2 separate regions of the Mus musculus genome follow, and region 1 is linked to region 2. A link is a loop called in an ENCODE intact Hi-C map of the cell type or tissue named here. Cell type or tissue: gastrocnemius. All regions are shown on one strand. Links, peaks and the distances in the headings refer to the core of each region. The heading gives the core; the rest is flanking DNA.

Region 1 (5,754 bases), core at 1-4,000, 130 kb before region 2:
CGATAGTTTAAAATAAAAATAAAATTTTACCAAAAAAAAAAAATCCAAGAAGACAAGGGAAAGGGCTGGAGAGATGGCTTAGCAGTTATGAGCACTGACTGCTCTTCCAGAGGTCCACATGGTGGCTCACAACCATATGTATCAAGATCTGATTGCTCGCTTCTGGTGTGTATAAAGACAGTGACAGTGTACTCATATAAATAAAACAAACAAATAAATCTTTTTTAAAAAAGACAAGGGAGAATGAATATGGTGATTTATTAAAGTATTTTTTGTTGTTGTTGCTGTTCTGCAGTTTTCTTTTTGTTTTGGTTTGGTTTTTAGTTTGTTTTTTTTTTGTTTGTTTTTTTTGGTTTTTTTTTCTTTCTTTTTTTTTTTTTTTTGTTATTCAGTCCAACAATAACATGGAAGAGTGAAGTAGAATAAGGAAAGGGAATATCTGAGTTTCACTAACAGCCCCCAAAATAAGGGCAGCATGAAAGTGAGGGGAGAGAGATGTAGGAGCCCAGACATATTAACAGGGAAGTGTAATAGGAACTAAGTAGATAAAGATAGGCAGAGAAAAGGCGAGACATCCAGAATGACTGGAGCCTTAGTCACTGGCTCAGAGGGAAAGACTTCAATAAAAGCAGGGAACACAGGTGGACGCTGACAAAGAAAGAGACGGTGTTTCAGTGGAATTGAGTCTCCTCAGTGCTGGCACATTCGAGTGGGGATGGCCCACGTGTGGCTTAGAACACTGCTTCAGGAGAGTCAGAGAGGGCAAAGTGGTATTTACAGGGTGGGCGTTATAGGAAAGAGAAGCAAACAGTATTCAGAACAAGTGATGCAATGAACGGGAAGCCCCACCCCTGTCCCCAGGGTAGCTTCAAAAGAGGGTCACCCTGTGAAGTGTCCGAAAGCTCCATGTGTGTTGGTCTCTTTCTCTCTGGGGTTGCAATTACATGTTTGCTTCTCCACTCTCCTTTTAATACATACCTCACAGTTTAAAAACTAAAATAGAATGGTAACTCATATTTAAATGTTACAAGGAAATTCTGTATTGTGTACATAGGGGGAAAACGTGACGTGTATCAAAATATTAGTAAAGACAGAGAGTAGGTAGCCTGTTTTCTTTTTACTCACCTGTATTTTCTGTTTCTGTAATATAATTATGATTATCTAGAGCATTTGGGACTTGGTGATCTTAGAATACTGTGGCTATGGCAGTTAGCAAGAAATCAGCACAATAAGTGCAAGCTGAAGACTTAACAGGCAGGCTTGGGTGGTTCAAACGAAAGTGAAGAAAATGATATTGGCTAAGGGAAGCATGACCCGTAGAGGTTTGCCTTGTTTGTGTAATGCAAAGATTCTATCCACTGTAATCTGAGGAGGGAAACATTAGAGGAAGAAGGAGCTTGCCGAAAAGAGACCTGGGTGTTTGTTGTCTGAGTCAGCAAAGAAAGAGGGGTGTAGATGCTGCTTTGACAGGCAGGAGGAAGTCATCAGAGTGACAGCTCAAAGTGTTCATCAGTTGGCACAATGAAATAAGAGGAGTATTTCATTGGATCAGGAGACAACAGAGAAGTGGGAACGATTTGAGGGAAATTGTGGTGCTCCTTTTCCGACCTCTTGCTGACTGGCCTGGTCCTTTTCCTCGTCCTCGGTGACATCCCTAGCTTACGGCTTGTGCTTCATTTCAGATGCAGAGGAATCACTTGGCACGACACTTGCAAGAGAATACCCAGTTGCACATGAGACTGTTGGCCCAGGCTGTTCATAATGTTAACCTTGCTTTGCGTCCGTGCGATGCCGCCTCTCCATCCCGGGGATGTCGTCCAGAGGACCCAAATTATGAGGAAACTATCAAACAGTTGGAGAGTCGCCTAGTAAGACAGGACCATCAGATCCGGGAGCTGACTGCCAAAATGGAAACTCAGAGTATGTACGTGGGCGAGCTCAAACGGACCATTCGGACCCTGGAGGACAAGGTTGCCGAAATGGAAGCACAGCAGTGTAACGGGATCTACATTTGGAAGATTGGCAACTTTGGGATGCACTTGAAATCCCAAGAAGAGGAAAGACCTGTTGTCATCCATAGCCCTGGATTCTACACAGGCAGACCTGGGTACAAGCTGTGCATGCGCCTGCATCTTCAGTTACCGACAGCTCAGCGCTGTGCAAACTATATATCCCTTTTTGTCCACACAATGCAAGGAGAATATGACAGCCACCTCCCCTGGCCCTTCCAGGGTACAATACGCCTTACAATTCTCGACCAGTCTGAAGCACTTATAAGGCAAAACCACGAAGAGGTCATGGACGCCAAACCAGAACTGCTTGCCTTTCAGCGACCCACAATCCCACGGAACCCCAAAGGTTTTGGCTATGTAACATTTATGCACCTGGAAGCCTTAAGACAGGGAACCTTCATTAAGGATGATACATTACTAGTGCGCTGTGAAGTCTCTACCCGCTTTGACATGGGTGGCCTTCGGAAGGAGGGTTTCCAGCCACGAAGTACTGATGCGGGGGTGTAGCGTCCATGTACTTGTGTTCAAAAACTAGGAACCATATGGGAAAACCGTGCCTTCCATGCCTGGCCCCAGTAAACAATGTTCAAACAAGCAGTGGGAGAGGTGTAAGGCCTAGCAGCAGATGTCATCAGTGAGGTCACGAGCCACTTCTTACTGTTAACAAATACCTGAGGCAGTTCCCATGGGAACCTACATGTCCCCTGTATCTTCAAAACGTCAACATTTGAAGGGCCTGTGGCTCATCTGTCTGTCAGGGTACCCCTTCACTGTGCTTCCATGGGCTATTTTGTCCGTGTACTTTACTGTAAAAAAGGCCAGACTTAGCGTGCTGCAGCTCAATCGTTTAATAAGACCGGTGCCTTAAAAACTTGAGGGGTTTTTAGGACACTGATTACTATATTAAACATGAAAATCACCACTGCCTGTGCTGGTGCCAGTAGAGAAGTTACCGCTCTGGTGTTGAGTTCTCATTTAGTTGACTCCTGTGAATTTCAGAGGCTTTGAACCATGATCCCTGGAAGGCTTAAGTTCTCAAGTACTCCCTCCTCTATAGTTCACTAAGGATCCAGGGACTGGTTTAACCCTTACTTAGTGTGAATGTATTGTCCACTGAACACCAAGCATCCCCCACTACTTTCCTGTTTTGAAATATGCTCCAGGCGGCCTCTTCCCAGTCTGTAAGACCGCGGTCATGTGCTTGCCAACTGCTGAGTGTTACTGCCATGGAACCTTTCTTGTCTGTCCCGTGCAGCTTGGTTTCCACAGCCGGTTGCATATCTTCTGTTGCTTGCAAACACAAAATCACCAGCCCAAACGAGTGATTTAGCTCACTAGCCATTAAATGGCATCTCGTGGATGATGACAGCAACTCTTACAGCCAGGAAACTTCAGCCCCTCTTAACTAGCTTTTGATTTAGCTTATAAGGTTAATTGAAATAAAATTGATTTTTCTCAAGGGGTTGGAGAATTGGCTCAGTGGTTAAGAGCCTTGGCTGCTCTTCCAGAGGATCCCCAGTCTGTAACTCCAGTTCCAGGGCATCTGACACCCTCATACAGACACTCATGCAGGCAAAACACCAGTGCACATAAAATTAAACAAACAAATAAATAAATAAATTGATTTCCTCAAAACAGAATTTATTGGAACTTGGGAAATTGTAGGTACCTGAGAGATGCCTAAACCAAGGTTGGCTATCACGGTTGTGTGGACACTCAGCTTGAGTGGTGGCTTTGTCCAGCTCAGTAGAGGTTCTGATCTGTGACCCTAATGTGGAGAGGTGACTGTCGTGCTGCTGTGTATTTGTTAATGTCCTGTACATATACAGTACTTTGGAGTCTAGTTCTCAGGGAGCCCTACGACTAGTTAGAGCCTTTGTAAGGAAGCAGAGGGGATCCTCTCCTGCTGTTTACACAAGATCAGCTATGTGTTCTGGTGGTAAGAAAGGCATCCGTGCCTTCAGCTGAATCAGAGACCCGAGCAGTGCTCTGACCTGCCCTGTTCCCAGAGAACGCTCAGAGCCTCCACCAAGGAGTCTGTTTCTCAGCTGTAGCCAGCCAGGGCCACTTTGACCTCTTCATTTTCCCCTGCTTCCATCCTTCCCCTATAAAGGTGAGGGGAAGACCTTGTCCCCTACCATTATCACAAGCTCATCACAGGTCTCTTCTGTTGGATCCAGGAAATGTGTGTCCCTTAGCTGTGCCTCCAGCAGCCCTGAGCTGCTTGTAGCAACTTCTGCCTAAGGAGCACTGCATGGTCTTATACTGTAGTTGTTTCCCAGTGGAGTAATAAATGTGGGCTTGTTTGTTGTTTCTTTAAAGCAAGCAGTAGCTGTGTCTATATTTATTTAGAAATTGCCTGAAGAAGATTACTCAACTATTTGAAGACTTATTTTCTATATGCCTTTCTTAATTTTTTTATGTTATATGTCACCACAAAAATATGAACTCCCCAACCCCCTCTCCGTTTTTTGAAAAAGGAAATGACATTTAAGAACTTCCTCATCAGATTTCTCTTTTTAAAATATCTGTATTAGGAAGAGCAGTCGTTTCCTGCCGTGGTTTTGACTTTTTTTAAAAAAAACTCTAACATCTTTTAAAGTTTTTTTGCATAAGTTAAACTGTTCCCAGCTTTAAATTGTCCTCCCTATAGGGCAAGTTGGACTAGGTGTTTCTAGTATCCGCATTGAGAAGCCCAGTGCTGAGCCACAATACTCACTAAAAGGCTTTCCCCGTAGAGGTGTGACTGCCCCTAACTGCTAACACGGATGGTTCACTGCAGTGTAATGTCCATCCGCTAGAATACACCTCAGGTAGTTTTAGAACTTGCAGCATTTGGTGTTTGTAATAAGCCAACCAGTTACTTTATGTTACTCAATTGCCACGAATGCAGAGTAAAACTAATCAAGCTGACATTCAAGGTCAACACTTAGTAAGGTCAACTCAGGATCAAGTCTTAGCCTAGAAAGCCGCTTTCTTTACTTCACCACTTTCTGAACATTCTCTTTGTACCAATGGGCCTATAAGAATCCGTATAGTCCAGAGTGCATTGGCCATCTTTCCTTACCAATCTAGAACACTGCTGAATTTAAAGTTGTTTCTTCTTAGAAAAATGCCTACCTTACTATTGAAGATTTTTCCCCAAGTCATATATTTCCCTCTTAGAAATCAGGCCAGACGGCAGTTCTAGTTTGGAAGTTGGTTACAGTCCTTTGGCTGTTACCATCTCTAGCCATTCTGCTTTCTTCTGGAGAATGAAGAGGAGAAAAGTGCATTAAAGTACAAAAGGTGTCCTCTCACCCTCGGAAGATCAACTGACAGGTGTTGGATGATCTCCAACAAGTAAATTTTGTGACCAGTATAAAGTTGAATTTGTACCAATATCAAACAAAGTCTGACCAATGTAAATTATGTGCACAATTAGAATATCTTCTCCTTAAGGAGAGGTTGCTTGTTTCTGCTTTACCTGGAGTTTCCTTCTTTCGCATGTGACTGGAAAACGTTTTAACTTTAACTATCGAGGTGATTCTTACTTAAGACTTTGAAGTGCTTTTCTCTCTTTTTCTGTCGTTAACACACATCTTTTCTTGACTTGACTCAAATTCTCGCCATTGTTACAGTTTTTTATGGGGTGTTTGGTGATTAGTTTGCTGGCTGCCTTGAGGGAGTGAACAGGGCACGGTCAAGCGTCGTTTGATTGTCTGTTGAAATACTCTTTAAATGTCGGCATTCTCAGGGTAAC
Region 2 (8,616 bases), core at 1,818-5,817:
CGACCTAAGAGATGCTTATTCTTATTTGTATGCTTTTGAGTTTAGGATCCAACCTTGCTCCTCCAGGACACTAAGTAGGACCTCTACCACTGGGCTACCTCTCCAGCCAATGTTATCATCATCACCACCACCATCAACATCGTCACGATCACCATCATCGCCATTCTCTTCCTCTTCCTCTTCCTCCTCCTCTTCCTCACCATAATATGATGAAAGGAGAATGGAATGAATAGAGGGAGTCATAAACTTTCTTCAGCGTTTCAAATTTAGTCTTATGTACCACAAAGCAAAGACTCTGAGCCGTGGTGGGACTTTTTCCTCCTCAATCCCTGGCCCTGCAGAGAACGGCTTTCTATAATATTTTAGGAAAGGGGTATATGCATGACCTCACCCTTCCTGTCATGGCTTGGTGGCTCCTTAATAAGACAGATGGATGGCAGGACTTGAGATGTATCCTGAAGCTGGAATGTGCCTGCTTTCTGCTCTATAGCACCGGGGTTAGGAGAGCAGCCGTCCTCACTTCTCCAGGCTAAGCAAGGATCACTCCTCCTGTCCAGACATCCCTTCACCTTCAGAGTCTCTGTCTTAGGAAATCATCTCGGCTGTCCATGTTTGCCTCACACTCCAGGAAGCTCGAATAAGAGACCTAGGTGTGGTTTGATAGGAGGTAATCAATCAGTGGGGATGTCCCTCACCGGTGATCTGAAAGTCACTCACGCTTGTCTTACTGTATTGCTGTGTGATAAAGTGCCATGACCCAAAGCCACTTATAGAAGAAAGGGTTTGTTTTGACTTACAGTTCTAGGGGGATGAGGATCACCATGGGGGAGGAGGAGTGTGGAAACATAATACCAAGCAACAGACAAGGTGCTGGGAGTGTTCTACCATAAGCACAAAGTAGAGAGCCACCTGGGAGCAGGGACACAGCCAGTCCCCAGGGGCATACTTCCTCTGACTGAAACCTCCCCAGTGCCAGCATCTGAGGAGAAGGTTTCCAATACTAAAGCCTATGGGGCACATTTCTCATTTAAGTCACCACAATTACCATCTTTTGAAACTGGGTCAGGATTGTCGCAGTGGCTAGGCTCTCTGGAGTTTGTGGTGAACAAAACCTCCTTAAACCCATTCCACACTTTCCCATCCCACCGGCAAAGGAATTTCTCTACAGCTGGCAACCCCAAATGCTCAATTACATCATTTTAGGAATTCAAAGAAGAGTTTACAAAAGCACTGTATAGGTCCCATTTCCCATCAAAGAGCGCAGGGATTCAAAAAGAGAATAATCATCCCTGTCCCCCACTCCCAGCCCCATTTCCCCACAAAGTAGTTGGCATGAACAACTTGAACCCTTCCCTAAACACAGAGACAAGACACACAGGTCTTTTGAAGCCTTTCCTAAATACATAGACAATACACACAGGTCTTTCAAAGCTGTGCCAAGTGCAAGCAAACCATACACAGACTGTGGGCTGAATCTGACCTACTAACTGCTTTTATCAATAAAGCTTTATTGGACCACAGCCACATCTATTTTCCTGTATACTGGCAATAGCTGCCTTTCTACTAGAGACGAGCATTGTGACATGGGCCATGTGTCATACAAAGCCTAAAATAGTTATGAGTCAGCCATTTGCAGAAAGTGCTTGTCTCTTCCTGACCTGAGCCTTCCTTGCTCTCCCAACTCAGGTTTTCATCTAAGAAAACACCATGACGGACAGCCTTTTAGTCACTAAGTATAGGCCTGATTTTCTTCTTTTGTCTCTATCCCTTCCCTTCATCCCCTTCTTCTCCCTTTCTCTTTCTTTCTTTATTATTTTTGTTCAAGAGATAGTGTTGCTGTGCATGTAAACCAGGTGGGTGCTAAACTCTGGTATCCTCCTGCCTTAGCCATCCGAGTGCTGTAATTACAGGAATGTATTGCTCTGTTTAGCTTAGCTCTCATCTTCTTTTTAAAAACTAACTACTTCCCCAGCCCTCACCCTCAGGTGGGAAACAGTAACTGTGGCCAAGCCCGATGACCCCCAGGGACTCACAGGGTGGCTTGAGAGAACCAACCCCTGCAAGATGTCCTCTAACCTTTACACACACACACACACACACACACACACACACACACACACACATAAATGAATAAATGGAATACTAGTAGAATGATGTTGAAGCCATCCACCTATCATTTCACAACACAAGAGAATATTCCTAATTCTCTGGTTTCAGCACCAGTGACCACCAGTGTTTTCTGGCTTCGGCCCTTGCAAACAATTCAGTGATAAGCATTCATCTAGAGAAACAGGATATGTAAGGGAATCCAAGGGGCTCTCAAGAGAGATATAGCCTCACCGAACACATGAAACTCCCACCATAAACTTCTTGAAGCAGCAGTCTGAGTCAACCCTGGTTGGAAGGCTGTGAGGAATTAGACTTTGAGGAAACAAAGTATGCCTCTGAGTAATGCCTGTGTTCTCATAGTCACGTGATGCTTCCTGGACATCTCCTGTGGGTTGAGCTTTTGTTGGGCATGCCTTGTTAGGTGATCCATTCATGTCTTCTAAGAAACCATCCAAACACTCCCAAGTGCCAACCATATCCAGGCATACTACCACTAGCAGGGTAAGAGATCTCTTGGAACAGAGCAGAAAGAGTTAGGAAAGGAATTTTCACAGAAACTTATTCCTGTGGGTCAGAGTCCAAAGCCATAGCTCACCCCCACTGGAGGAAATACATCTGCGTTTCCCTAGGAATGCTGGTTAAACCCAGCTGCGCACAGAAGGCTACCAGTGGCTTACCATCTCCAGGTTATCAATCAGGCTTGGTGCCCACACTGCCCCTCCTTAGCAAGCTTCCCTGGGCTCTTGTGGGAAGACACAGTGCATTCTCTGTGATTCATTAACACTTCCCTCCTCCTGCTGCTGACCTTGTGTCTGTCATTCCAAAGGTCTTCCGTGGGCTGGCAGTCACGTGCTCCCCTCTTCCTCCTGTCATCCTGTTTGGGAAGATAAACTCATTTCTGAGCTATCAGCCCACCTCTTACTGGGCAAAGATCAACAGCACGGGCCCCACCAGCCCTCCTTCCCGCTGCTCTTCTCCCCATGACCTGATTTTCTAGCCTCCTGTGCAAGCCCACAGGGAAAGACCCTTTTATCTCCAGTACTTTGCCATCTGGAAACAAACATTCCAGAACATTCCTGAAAGCTAAAGATCTTTGCAAACTGGGTTTTCCTTTCTGGCCACTGCCAGTTGACCATGTTATTGCTAAATTTTAACAACGTAGATTTGATAAAACAAAAACCAAAAAACCCAACCAACCAACCAAACAAACAAAAACCAAAAAAACCCTACAAAGAGGGTTTAACAGGAAAGGAGACTCTCTTTTGGTATGTGTGCTGCCCCCTACTGGATAGAAATAAGTAAATCTGCTGGTCTGTCTGCTCTTGGTCAAAATGTTCATTGTTTTAATTTAGGTTGACTTTAAATATCAGTCTTGGAAAGTAACACTCATCTTTGTTATTTATAAAGGCAGAGCATACTACGGTCTATTTTAGGCCTCCCCACATCCATTAAATTGATCTTGACCTTTGATCCAGTAATTTCCTTTCCAGAAATCTGCCCTGATGAAATAAGAAAAGTAAACAAGAGAGTACTCTCAGAGTTGGCTGTACGGTTATTATTCACAGTAGCCAAGAATCAGAAGGAAGTTAAATGTCCAACAATCGATGGTTCAGGATAGCCGTAGGCAGGCTAGCAGGTCCTTAAAAGCAATGCTACTGATGCTGAAGACATTCCTATCAGTGATAAGTCGGCAAGACCTACCACACAACTGTATGATCTCATCTAAATAAGCATATGAATACGTTTGGAAGGGATGTGGCAAAGCCTCCTGTGGTTTCTTAGAATGATAACATTAAGCTCTTTTATACACTCATATATTTTCAAATTTTCCTGCCAACAGGAAACTTGTTTTGGCATGGCAGGAGAACAAGGCTTTAGAGTCAAACAGCATTCTCCATCTTCATTCTGTGTACCAGGACAACTAACTCCAGCTGTGCAGACAGACCTGGTCTGTCAGCATTAAGTGACAATCATAATAGGACCCATGTCTCTGTCAGAACCATACACATCACCCAGGAGAACTGCTCTTGGGCTCTTTTTGATAAGCAGTGGATGTCACTCTCAAACTGGATAGAGTAGGCAAGCTGTTCCCCCACGACCTAAAACCAAGTCTCCATCCACTCTTCTGTGACATGCAGATTAGCAGAAATTATGTGGTTTCTACAAGTTGTCTTGCACGCTTTGGGAAGTCCTTGCTCTCTGCTTTTTCAGCTGCTAAACCAGCCGCTTTGCATCTTTTGCTCTCCATATTGAAACCACATTTCAGAGGCAGGTTCGTGGGTACTACTTAAAGCAGTGAAGAAATTATCCAAATAGCCACCAAAAGGGCTGAGAGTTCTTATACATATTTCACACTGGGTGGACTCAACAACAGCAGGACATTTTGGCAAGTATCTGATCTTGACTACCATTTATGGAGCATGATGGAGACCACTCTAACATTCATTAACATGCTATGGGTCTCACCAGTGAAAACTGATTAGCAAAGCATTCAATGTCTCTCAAAGGTGAAGGTATCTGAAGCATTTAAAATGACCTATTTGCAATGAGATTTTCCAGATAGAATGCTGGCTGAAGGCTGGTTAGCTTGGGAGCGCCCCATGGGGTCCAACTTCAAATAATAAAACCTACATAAATATCTTACAGTATGTGCTTGTGTCCTTCAGGGAGATTACAGACCTGTAAAGCAAGAAAGACAGCCCCAGCAAACACCACGGTATGAGGTCTGAGCAAAAAGTCTAAATATTTTTTGAATTTTACACTTCTGGTCTATACTCCCTTAAGGATTTTGAGCTATAGTTTTCTGCCTCCTTTACATTGCTTCCTTCTCTCTCTTTCTTCTTTTGTCCTGTCCTTTGTCTTTTCCTTCCCTCTTTCTTCCTTTCTTTTTTTCCCCCTTTTCTCTTCTTTCCTGTTGAAACAACTGGGAATGGTGTTCTGACATAATTTGATTAATTCTGAGCCCAATTATTCAGCTGGCCATTGACTGCCCAGCCAGGAAGGCTCGTGTGGGGTCTTTTTCTTTCCATACATTAGCCCTTCACTTAACTTTGTGAGTCTTGATTGCGAGCTTCAAAAAACTTTTAGTGGCTGAGATGGCTCAGTGGGGCAAGGTGCACGCCACAAAGTCTGACAACCTGAGTTGGATCCCTAGAACCCACGGGGAAGAAGAGGAGAAGCAACTCCTACCGGCTGTTAATTCATTCTCTAAGCATGATGAATGTGCCACCCCCCCCCCCCACACACACACCATAAGAATATAAATGTAAAAAGGGGGGCCTCCTCTTTCACAAAACAATGCCCTGTATTGAAACCACGGTGTTCTTGTTTTCAACTCAGTAATGCGCTTCCTGGAATCCACTCATCTGTTCTGAAGGAGTTTTCATCACTGTGGGGCATGCAGTGCCTGGCTGGTATCTAAAAGCACCTGCCAGCATTTACACAGAGATGATGGGGGGAGGGGGTGAAGTTGCAGAGTTACCCGATCCTGGAGGAAGAGTTCTATGAATTGTATTTTCTATTCCATACTGAAGTGTGGCCTTGTTTAACAGGTGAATGGGAGAGTGGGTCTTCACAATCAGAGCCCTCGTAGGAAAAACTGGGTGCTGCCCCAGAGGCTCGCAGGCTGGAGGAAGCACTCCACTTCACTGTCCCCTCCAGATCTGCTCCTTGGGAATTCCACACAGAGGCCCGCTTTGGTAATCTGAGAGTTCTCCGTTTATGGAGGTTTTTATCAGGGAAATCAAAACAGGAAGTATTTGACTCAGATGACAGCATTCAGAAATCACCATTCTTCTCATTCTGCAGAGAAACATAGATCCAGGCAGGGAGCTGGGGACTGCCAGTGTGAGGTAGCACTGTACCCTTTAACCGTGCCCAAGGCTAGATCTAGTTTATTGTTGATGTTGTTGTTGTTGTTACTGTTACTATTTTAGGTTTTTGGTTTTTCTCTTGTCTTGTTTTTGAGACAAGTTTTCTCTGTGTATCCCTGACTATCTTGGAACTTGCTCTATAGACCAGGCTGGCCTCACATTCAGAGATCCACCTGCCTCTACCTCCTGAGCACTGGAATTAAAGGCGTGCACCACCCTGCCAGGCTTCATTGGAGATTTTTTAAAAAGCTGTTTCCTCAAATTGGACCCTGGGTTTCTCCAGCAATCATGTGCTATAATGCCATCCCTCCCGCTTCCCATGGGGGCAGGACTTACCCTTTCACTGTTCCCACTCCTTCTTGGTTCTGCCCCCATCTGCATTTTCAGACAGAAGTAACTAACTTACTTGCACAGGAGAATAGCAATGGCGGCAAGAGCGGGATCGGTGCTTATGGCGAATGCTCTGTGAATGGGAGTGGCCGAGGATTCACAGGGAGACTTTTTCATAGTCATTCGGCCAGATTCTGACTCCGGAGCTTGGGGAGGTTTTAATGACCTTTCATTCTGACCACATGTCCCCGTTGGGTCCAGAAGTCCCAGCTTCGGCCCATTTAAGTCACCTCGAGCCCTGTGGTAGGGTCTTAAAACCACCTTAACCACTCACTCACTGTCACATGCACGGCTCTAGAAACCGGAAAGTGGAAATGCTCAATGAGCATCTTCAATTATTGGCTTGCGGGTACCACGCCACACACCTGCAGCCGCCATAACTCTTTCTGCCTCTGAACCACTGAGGTTTCCCTGTACGACTCTCCCCTGAGCACCAGAGTATAAAAATGGCTCAGTATCCCGAGGCTATTGAGCAAAATAACCCGAACAAATTAATTTCTCTTGGTAGGACAGGTTCCATTTGTCAAACTATGAACTGGGTAGCCCGGGTGGGGGGCGCTCAGGTAGCCTGGTGACCAGTGTGGATGTGCTATATATAAAGATGTTGAGTATCTTGGTTCATGTTAGTGGCCCAGCCCACCGCTTCAAATGATTTGAGTCCTCAGTCCAAGCTTTGCACGTGTTTACAGGCTGATGTTTTAAGTAAAAGTCAGACGCAGTCCAAACAGAATTAAGTTCTCTGTTTTCTGAGAGATAAGCCTGTTTGCTCACCAGAGCCAGTTCTGAGGTCCCCAAAGGCACTGCCAAGCCTCACTTGGTCCTCTTGCTCTTCCGCTCTCAGTTCAAGTTCAACTTTGTTCAGAGCAAGAAAAAAAAAAAAACAAAAAAAAAAAACAATTTTTTTCCCTACTGTCATGCTGTTTGCCACAGAAAGGAGCTGTGCTGGTTGGAGTTTTCAATGTGTGGGCCTTAGGTGGCAGAACGCATCAGGACAGGTCTCCTATTTGTTCTTTGTCCTTTCAAAGCAGGGGCACACACATTAAGGCCTGCAAAGAGAGGTGTTTATATAAGACTTTAAAGCAGACTCAGAAGCCAGAATGCTAGCTATTGAGACCCAGCACCAGCTATTAATGTGGTCCTCAATTTCCAGAGGAGAATAACAGTGCCTCTTCCACTGTGACACACAGCATTAAACACAAGTACACTCTGTACCATTATTGTCATTTGAGGCAAGCGAGTAAGGGAAACTAACGTGGCTGCCAGTGTTCCGGTCATGGGAGATAAGAAACTGTGTTGACCCACATGGAACAGGTTGTACTTGAACTTGGCATGGGCAGGCAGACTCACGATTCCCAGCTCCCCTCGTGTGTTTCCAGAGCAGCCCCAAATTCAGATTCTGCAGCAGGTTTCAGCCTGTAAATACCGACAATAAACTGAAACACATCACCACGCCACGCCTTGGACTAAGCCCAGCATCTGAATGGGGTGTGCAGCCCGATGCTGTGTCTTCAGCCTTGGCTTAGTTACTCCATCCTGCCACCCAGGAGTGTTGGATAGGAATGAGCTCTGCGACCCCCAGATAAACAAAGCCGCCTAATGAATTTTCCTTCCTTCCTCCCTTCCTCCCTTCCTCCCTTCCTCCCTCCCTCCCTCCTTCCCTCCCTCCCTTCCTTTCTTCCTTTCCTTTTTTTATTTCAAGTTTCTCAAAGCAGGGTTTCTCTCTGTAGCCCTTCGTGTCCAAGAAGTTGCTCTTAACCAAGCTGGCCTCAAACTCAGAGATCCGGATTCTTTGGCCTCCCCAGTGCTGGAATTAAAGATACACCACCTCCCCTGGTGAAGTTCATTTCAGTTATGGCTAAGGTAGGGTTTTATTATTAAAAGGGAGTTGAGGACAGAAGTTGATGGCTGAGCTGCTAACGAGGCTAACAGTGGCTAGCAGTGGCCAGGGTCGAGGACATCCCATCCCAAGACAGCTTCATGTTGGGGTGGGGCGGCAGGCATACTCCATATGATTGATAGCAGCAGATCGTTGAACTATGAGACCACTCTTGGTTTCTAGTCGCTCATTTAACATGGTAAGCGCTGAGTGCAGGATCAGTCCTGGCTCCATTCCTCCCTGGCTGTGTGACTCTGGGTAAGCTGCTTGCTCTCCCTGAACCTCATTTAGAGTTGTACAAGTGAACATGCTTTCAGGCAAAAGTGCTGTGGGTGCAGGGCTCTGACGTCATCACCACAAGAGTCGGGA

The links. Hi-C counts contacts between places; a loop is a spot of excess contacts. Peaks named below come from ENCODE experiments on the same cell type or tissue, not always from the same donor. Only the 100,000 strongest peaks of a DNase experiment are listed, where the experiment ranks them.
Region 1: a loop joins it to region 2, with 4 times the contacts of the local background. A loop is called at or near these places in 20 of 42 quality-filtered maps.

The regions. Positions count from the first base shown.
Region 1 is chr2:101,694,981-101,700,734 of GRCm38, forward strand. It overlaps Traf6 (TNF receptor-associated factor 6), which reads left to right. Exons shown (of 7, transcript NM_001303273.1): 7 at 1,683-5,754. The coding sequence ends at 2,519. Among named protein-coding and RNA genes, the nearest start is that of Traf6, 19 kb to the left of the region's middle. In gastrocnemius, for the core only: no CTCF peak of the experiment used is centred there; no DNase peak of the experiment used is centred there.
Region 2 is chr2:101,824,888-101,833,503 of GRCm38, forward strand. It overlaps a transcript of Prr5l not described here. Among named protein-coding and RNA genes, the nearest start is that of Prr5l, 31 kb to the left of the region's middle. In gastrocnemius, for the core only: a CTCF peak has its summit at 3,402 (motif pointing left); no DNase peak of the experiment used is centred there; H3K27ac peaks cover 537 bases.